Regions from separate parts of the Homo sapiens genome. Here region 1 is linked to region 2. A link is a contact called in ENCODE Hi-C or POLR2A ChIA-PET data. All regions are on one chromosome and are shown on one strand. Each heading gives the region's core, a stretch centred on a gene start or an enhancer-like site at or near the end of the contact. The rest is flanking DNA. Distances are from core to core; before and after follow the strand shown.

Region 1 (3,935 bases), core at 1,351-3,850, 38 kb before region 2:
CTTTTCATAACTTATCTTATAAAAATAAGTTAAATTCCTCTACTTCTGATTGAAAGTGTGACTCGAAGTATTTCATGTACAGAATACAACATACTTCTAAGAGAGAAGCTTTCATATTGCTCTCTTCCATTAATTGCATGACATTGAACTCTATTTTTTCAGCCTGAATTATAATTATAAAGCAAACAGATTCTAAGTGCTCTACTTTCCATTTTAAAGTTTCCATCAAACTGTGGTTTGGGTGTGGATGGAAAACTATTATGACATTCTTTAGGTTTTCAAGTCTGCTTGAGTGATTTCATACATAAACAGCAAAGCTTCAGTAATTTCATTAGGAAAGCCACTTAAAAAATAATTGGTTAATTTGTCACAAATAAATTCAGTATTATAAAAAGGTGTTATAAAGCTTGTATTTTTATTTTTCCATTAAAATAATTCCATTTTTAGAATTAAGTGAATAGTTTTTAAGAAATTAAGTAGTAGTTCTATTCTGAATTTATGCAATTATTGAAGTTTTTCCATCTTGTTTCCCAGTTAGAAGTAAAAATCTAAATCTCATTTCTAAGACTTCTCACAGAAAGTATTAATGACAAACTAACGATAATTTTCTTATTTCATTAATTCCTTACAGAATACTATAGAAAATGCTAATTGAACAATGAAACTTGCATTCCTGACTGACTAGGGCATGTGCTTTAGCATTAAGAGTGGATTTAAGCTGGGTGAGGTGTATGGTGCCTGTAGTCACAGTTACTCAGGAGGCTGAGTTGGAAAAATTGCTTGTACTCAAGAATTCGAGGCTGCAATGAGCTATGATCATGCGACTGTATTTCATCTCTGGGTAACAGATCCAGATCCTATCTCTAAAAAAAAAAAAAAAAAAAAAAAGAGTAAATTTATAAAAATCTATAAAATGTCAGGCTTTTTCTAGAATTCTGTGAGCAGAATCTATCTTGTGTCATTTTGTGAGTGTAATTTTCTGTTGAAACAAAAACCTACGGTGATTTTCAGACAAGAGAAGAAAGTATATCTCTAAAGAAGGATAAATGCCATGGAGTGAAAAATTTATAAATGAAACTTCAAATAAGGGAATGAATGGGTGCATTTTTCAGGTAAATGACTATAGTCACAAAAATTATACTTGTAATCAGACTGTGGACACACTACCTATTCCATTTTGCTTTGTTTTCAGGCTGGGTTTCTGCAACCAAAGTCAAGAGGACCAGTTGAATTAATAATTCAGTTCATTATATCAAAAAATTTGACAGACTCACAAATATATCTGGATAACTCAGTATAATGTGGTTAATTGATCGTGTTCATATTAAATGAAGTGCCTTTCATCACTATCAGCCGCTGTTCTACATGAGACCAACAGAATATTAGTGATGGTGATTGTATCCTGTATGACTTTTAGCCAGTGTTTAGAAAGATGGTGTAAAGTAAGGGTGATAGTAAAAAGATAAATTAGTACATATAATTTATGTTATTTTAATATTTATTAAATTCCAACCTAAAACATGACTATTAATGGTCACCATGGCCACTGAATTTTATTCTCTGAGTTGCTTTCCTTTTTATGATTCATATCCTGTGGTCTTCAGACCAGTATTAAGAATTAATAGTCACAGAATGTTTTGAGTCTGATTCTAATGTAGTATGGCAACTCTATTTACATATTAATGCCATGTATGTACTTTCTTCCCGCATCACACCATCTGAGAGGCAGAAATCAAAACTGGGTGTATGGCCAAGCACTATGGTTTATATTTAATGGGCAGTACAGTAATGTCTGTGAGACTGAATTAATTTGCTTTTAGCTTCAGTTCCAGCTAGAGCCTCTGATTTCAGATAACTTATTATTTTTACTGAAGTTTTGTATTCATATAGGATTATCCTTCACTTACTTGAAATGGGTCCTTTGCACTAAACAATTGGATAAATAATACAGCACAATTTCTTTGCAGCCCCAGATTAGAGAGGATTTCATTTTGATCTGTAAATCAAACACACAAATCTAGGTCAAGGATGGCCAGGTAAGCAGAGCCAGTCAACTCAATCTTGGTTTGAACAGCCTGAAGTAATGCAGTCTACTTTCACTATCAAAAATATTGCATCCTCAGTAAAAGGTCTTTCACTTGCCATAACGAGGTCTGGAATTTAAGCTGCTGTTACTGGAAAGGCAGCCTTAATATTTTTATTTTCCCAGAAAATGAAAAACAGAGAAATTCTCATTTCCTGACTACAGGTCAACTGTTAAAAATGTCTTAAAACAAAGGAAATGGAGCCTGGTTTTGTTCAGTACAACAGAGCTAGTAAAGAGGAGTTGTCTTGCTGCAGTATTCCTGCAAGTTAATTTATTTGTTGCTTTAGAAAGAAATTCTATTTCCATTAAAATTATGTCTCTGGGTAGGTGATTCATGAACAGAGGACCTGGAGATGGAATCAGCCTCTTGAGTCTATTTACATTCTTAATCATACACAGCTGCTGGGACGATGGAGCATTTTGGTTTTTTCAAAGGCAGAAAGAGTCTTATCTTTTGCCATTAAAACATTAAATTGGTCACATTAAAACAAAGCCAAATAATGTAGTAACTTAGAAAACTATGTTTTGAAGAAGGTAAATGTCCCTTTCAATGTGTAGGGAACCTCTCTTTAGGTATTCTGAGCTCAGTTTTAAGAACATTTTTAAAACCTCGCCTGTGATTCAAAACAGCTGTAGCTATGTTTTGAGTGATGTAAACACTTCCCTCCACCTCCCCCATATTCTTAAGCTTTCCAGGCTCAAGGCAAGGGATTTTAAAACGTTGCAGTTTCTTCTTATCATGTACTTCCTACATCATTTACCTTTTTAACTAAATAGCACTTTGTAAAAAAAACCTTTACAGGTATGGAGTTTGGATGCTTACTTGGAGCAAATTGCCTAAAAATAGTGAAAAACATTAACCATTTTATTGAAAATTTAGTATAAGCTTAAAACACCTTCTGAGATACAGCCACTAACAAATCTTCATATGCATGTCCTGTTTGGAATGAACTTGGCCAGTACAGACAGTATAAGTTAATACATGTTAAATAGATATTTGAATGAATATTCAACATATTCATTCATCAACTGTTTGAATATTCAAACAGGCAAGCCAATTAGGTTTCTTTTTCCTTTTAGTTTATAGGAAGTGATCCTTCCAGTTTCTTCAGCACCTATAAATTACATCTCCATCTCTCTCAGTGCTTTTGTGATGATTTCTCTGTGTGTACTTTGTCTCAACAGTGTTAAGACAAGAGTTTATCTTGCATCATCATTGCTGAATTTCCCACACCTTGGAAACTCTAGTAACAAATTAATAGCTGCTTTTTGGCATTTTGTATTTGAATAACATCATGTTCAAGAGGCTTTTAATGTATAAGTCGGTCAGTTTAAAACAATTTTCAAGTAATTTTCCTAGTTACATGGCTACAGGTCAGATCTGTGTCAATCATGTTTAGTTATAGAACTTTTTCCAGATAGAAATTTTCTCATAAGAGCCAAAGAAGTACATTTTCTGGTGAAGCTTAGCAGGGAGAAGAACTTGATTTTAGAATAAGGAGGGGTACAATGTTAAGAATATAATTTGTGGCAGGAAAAATACACTAAAACCAGTTAACAATTTTAGCAATATATGCTTTTTGATGATCTTAGACATTTCTAAACATAAGCCAACTTTTAGTAGTGTCTTATCCCAGTGATGGTATTATCCCAAAGATGGAGTCTACCACTTCTTCATGTATTTGTGAAATATGCTGTTACCAAAAATATAAAATAGTAGAAGAAATATATTTTAAAAGCATCAATTTCAAGTTTTCAGCAGTATAGTATAAAAACTAAAATGAGATTAAAATTAAAATTCTCAATTTCCAACACATGTTTGATAATGATATTTTTCTGTTACTTGGAA
Region 2 (3,560 bases), core at 500-2,999:
AGCCTCCACTGTCTATATTTCTATCAACACTTGGTCAGAATCACTTAACACTTCTCTAAGAAGTTCCAAACTTCCCTTATCTATCTTTTTCTGAGACCTCAAAACTCTTCCAACTTCTGCCTATTACCCAGTTCCAAAGCCAGTTCCACATTACCATCTTTATAGCAATGCCCCACTTCTTGGTAGAAATTTTCCATGTTAGTCAGTTTTTGCGTTGCTACAAAGGAATACCTGACGGGATAATTTATAAAGAAAAGAAGTTTATTTGGCTGACAGTTCTGTAGGCTTTACAGGAAGCATGGCACTAGCATCTGCTCCTGGTGAGGTCTCAGGAAGCTTACAATCATGGTGGAAGGCAAAGGGGGAGCAGGCACATCTCATAGCAAAAGCAAGAGATGTGGGGAAGGGGGAGGTGCCATGCTCTTTTAAACAAGCAGAACTCACAGGAACTATTCGAGGGAGAACTCACTTATCACCAAGGGGATGGTGTTAAACCATTCATGAGGAATCTGCACCCATGATCCAAACACTTCCCACCAGGCCCCACCTCCAACATTGAGGACTACATTTCAACACGAAATTTGGAGGAGACAAATTTCCATAATGTATCACATCCTGTCAGACTTAGCCTTTTTTTTAGCACATACTAGCTAGCTGTGTCACTTTCCCTTTCCATTAATGTTTCTGTTCCTGTGAGCATTGGTATTTAATAAGTCAGTCAGTCAATTGTATAATTTCAGATACTGAATAAATCCTATAAAGGAAATAAAATACGTTTTGGGCCTATGAAATTATGTATGTGAGTATATGTGTTTATAGAAGAAGATTGTTTATTATCTATGTATGTTGTATGTGTTGTATGTGCATGTTGTATGGGTGTTGAGTATGATTGTATGTGGTTATACATTTTCTGTGTCACGTGTTGTGTGTGGCTTTATGTGTTGAGTGTGATTGTGTGTGTGTGTTTTATTTTAGATAATGTGACAGCCAGAGATGACATCTCTGAAAATGACTTGTTGAAATTATATATCAAAAGTTTATGTTGCTGTTATGACAAGTTTATATAATTCTGTTGACTTTACACTATTAATGTGATGATGAGGAGAGAAATAAAACACATTGAACACCTCTTTTCACACATTATTTTATTCTTATAATGACTCTATGAAATAGATATTTTTATTGTTGTTCTGCAGATGAGGGGAATAGGAACTTGTTCAAGGTTGCCAAGCCATCAAGTGATACTAGAAATTGGATTTGAAATGCATTTCTTAGACTTCATAACTCATTGCTCTTTCAGCTTTACCACACCACCCATTCCTAAAGCCAGAAAAAAGACAATGGAGAGAGAAAAAAGTACAATTAGAGGTAGAGATGAGATGACGGAGAAAATTAAATGCAACAGGGAGTCATTTGGTGTCCATTGTGGCAGCATAACAGACTTGCTGGGAGTATTAATGAGTCAAAAAATGTAAAGCACATAGAACAATGCCTGGCATACAGTATGTGCTATATGCATTAACTTTTGTTATTATTACCTGCCCAATAAATTTATGGGTAAAGCTGATACAGTGTCTTGACACATGAGGTTTATGGTCTTTAATCAATACATGAGGAAGAATTGAGTGCATACTGAAGTTCAGTCGTGTGACCTGCTAGACCTCATCATGCAATCGGAAAACTAACACAAACCAACCAACCATTGTTGGAAAACATAGTCAAAGCAAAACTCATCTTTTGCCCATGAAGCTATTACAAATATATTTGGAATGTTTGTTTTGGAATTATGTAATTTTCTTAGAAATGACTCAAGAGTTTATTTAGTCACATTATCGTAGAATACTGGCTCTCAATTTTATCAGTACAAATGTCCTTCTACTATAATAATCAAAATTCATAGGTAATACACACAAAAGTTAACAATTAATATAAAATTCAGAATATATAGATATTCAAAAAACTTTCAGGAGTTTGAATAATCTCAATGAAAACGAATGTATCAAACTCCCTCAGTTAAAAGATAGAGATTAGCAGATTGAAAAATAAAGCAAAAATGAAATTATCTATATTCTACATACAAAATAGATATCTGAGGCATAGGGATACAGAAAGTTTAAGCATAAAAAGATAAAAAATAATAATCAAATGCAAACTAAAAGAAATTTGGCATAGCTGTATTAATGTCAGACAAAATATACTTTAAGATTGTTGGAGGGTAGTGATATTAATAAAAAAAACTTGACAGTCTTCAAAATTAGGTAAGACTAGTTCAAAACATACATTTATAATATGATTTTTCAGTATTAGTGATACATGCTCTAACTTAAATCTTTGGTAAGTCACAGTAACTTTCTTCTTCCAGTTAGTTACAAATGCTTATATATTTCATGTTTTATTTTATTTGAAGCCATGTTTTGAATTTAATGTGTTGTCTAGACAAAACAAACATTTAGTGTTATTATTTGCTTGTAAGCAGCTGAAGCAGGACACATTCTCATGGCACAAATGAAATCACTTCTGTTTACTGTATTGTAGTAGATAGGTGACCTCTGTTCATTAGTGAGGAAGTAAATTTAGAAGGATGGAACTTCTCAAGAAACAAGCTTTTCCTTTTTTCTTTATGATCACCTGAATAGGCCGAGTTAACTATATAGTACATGGTTCAACTGATTTACTGTGTACCTACAGAATGGGTAGGGTGTAGAAATCCGAATCATTCATTAGGAAAGGAGAAAGTCTTGGCTGTGGCAAAAGAATTAAGGACTTTCCTTTGGTATAAACTCATCCAGTTCCTTTCACCATTTATGTTGTACAAAGACTGCTATTTTGTATCAAGTTATGTTAATACTACAGTTAACTTTATCTAATGAATGCATTCTACTGGTGATTTAATATAGTAGACTTTTAAAAATTATCTTACATTAGAGATGTTGACTTCAGTGTTAGGTAATGCATGAAGGAAAGTATATTAACAGGAATTCAACTGCTGAATAATTTTGGTATTTGCTTAAATGTGAATCGATCTTCATTTGTGATGAATTCTAGTGTTTTTTTTTCCCCCTTGGAAAACCAGTGATTTTTCTTAACATTTACTATCCGATGTATGTTGTGCAGTGTGAGGTGTATCAGCACTTGAAGTTGGATCAGCCAGTGGCTGGTGATGTGGATGGTTTTTATTAATGATGTTATCATAGCAAATGAGATACTGAAATAACTCAGAGGGATTGAATGAAACACTATGAATTTAAGGTATGTTTCTAGACTGCAAATACAATAACACAGTTATACATTCTCAAAGGGAACTTATCTTTTTCTGTTTTGATGTCAAATAAGTTTGCTCGTCTATAAAAATTAAAATGAGAATAACAATAACTGAGCTAGCTAATTCACAGGATTGCTGAGAAACAAGAGAAAAGAAACACAATTATTTGTTATATGTTTATATAATAAAAATGGGGATAAGGGTGGGGCTATTGTAAGGCATTTGAAGGTAGAAGAGTTGGAAAATAAATCTGTTATAAATGAAGATGTTTGACTTAAAAGCTAAAATCCATTAAAAT

The links. A loop is a pair of places that touch in the nucleus more often than their neighbours do. ChIA-PET counts read pairs that join two places held with the same protein, here RNA polymerase II (POLR2A). Pooled maps may share reads with other maps.
Region 1: a map of endothelial cell of umbilical vein shows a loop between it and region 2 (7-fold over the local background). The contact joins two enhancer-like sites. A Hi-C loop is called at or near these places in 11 of 168 maps with a recorded cell type or tissue (Caco-2, IMR-90, PC-3 and 7 more), 1 of 37 single-sample maps with no recorded cell type and 8 of 50 pooled maps. POLR2A ChIA-PET finds 5 or more read pairs at or near these places in 6 of 52 experiments (AG04450, H1, MCF 10A and 3 more).

Annotation. Positions count from the first base shown.
Region 1 is chr2:189,406,158-189,410,092 of GRCh38, reverse strand. It overlaps a transcript of COL5A2 not described here. Among named protein-coding and RNA genes, the nearest start is that of WDR75, 33 kb to the left of the region's middle. Within about 2 kb of position 2,600, at least 6 of the 41 ENCODE cell types and tissues checked have a DNase peak (open chromatin) inside an H3K27ac peak, as active enhancers do; they include PC-3 and endothelial cell of umbilical vein, where a contact is called at or near this core.
Region 2 is chr2:189,367,945-189,371,504 of GRCh38, reverse strand. It overlaps a transcript of COL5A2 not described here. Among named protein-coding and RNA genes, the nearest start is that of WDR75, 72 kb to the left of the region's middle. Within about 2 kb of position 1,749, at least 4 of the 41 ENCODE cell types and tissues checked have a DNase peak (open chromatin) inside an H3K27ac peak, as active enhancers do; they include PC-3 and endothelial cell of umbilical vein, where a contact is called at or near this core.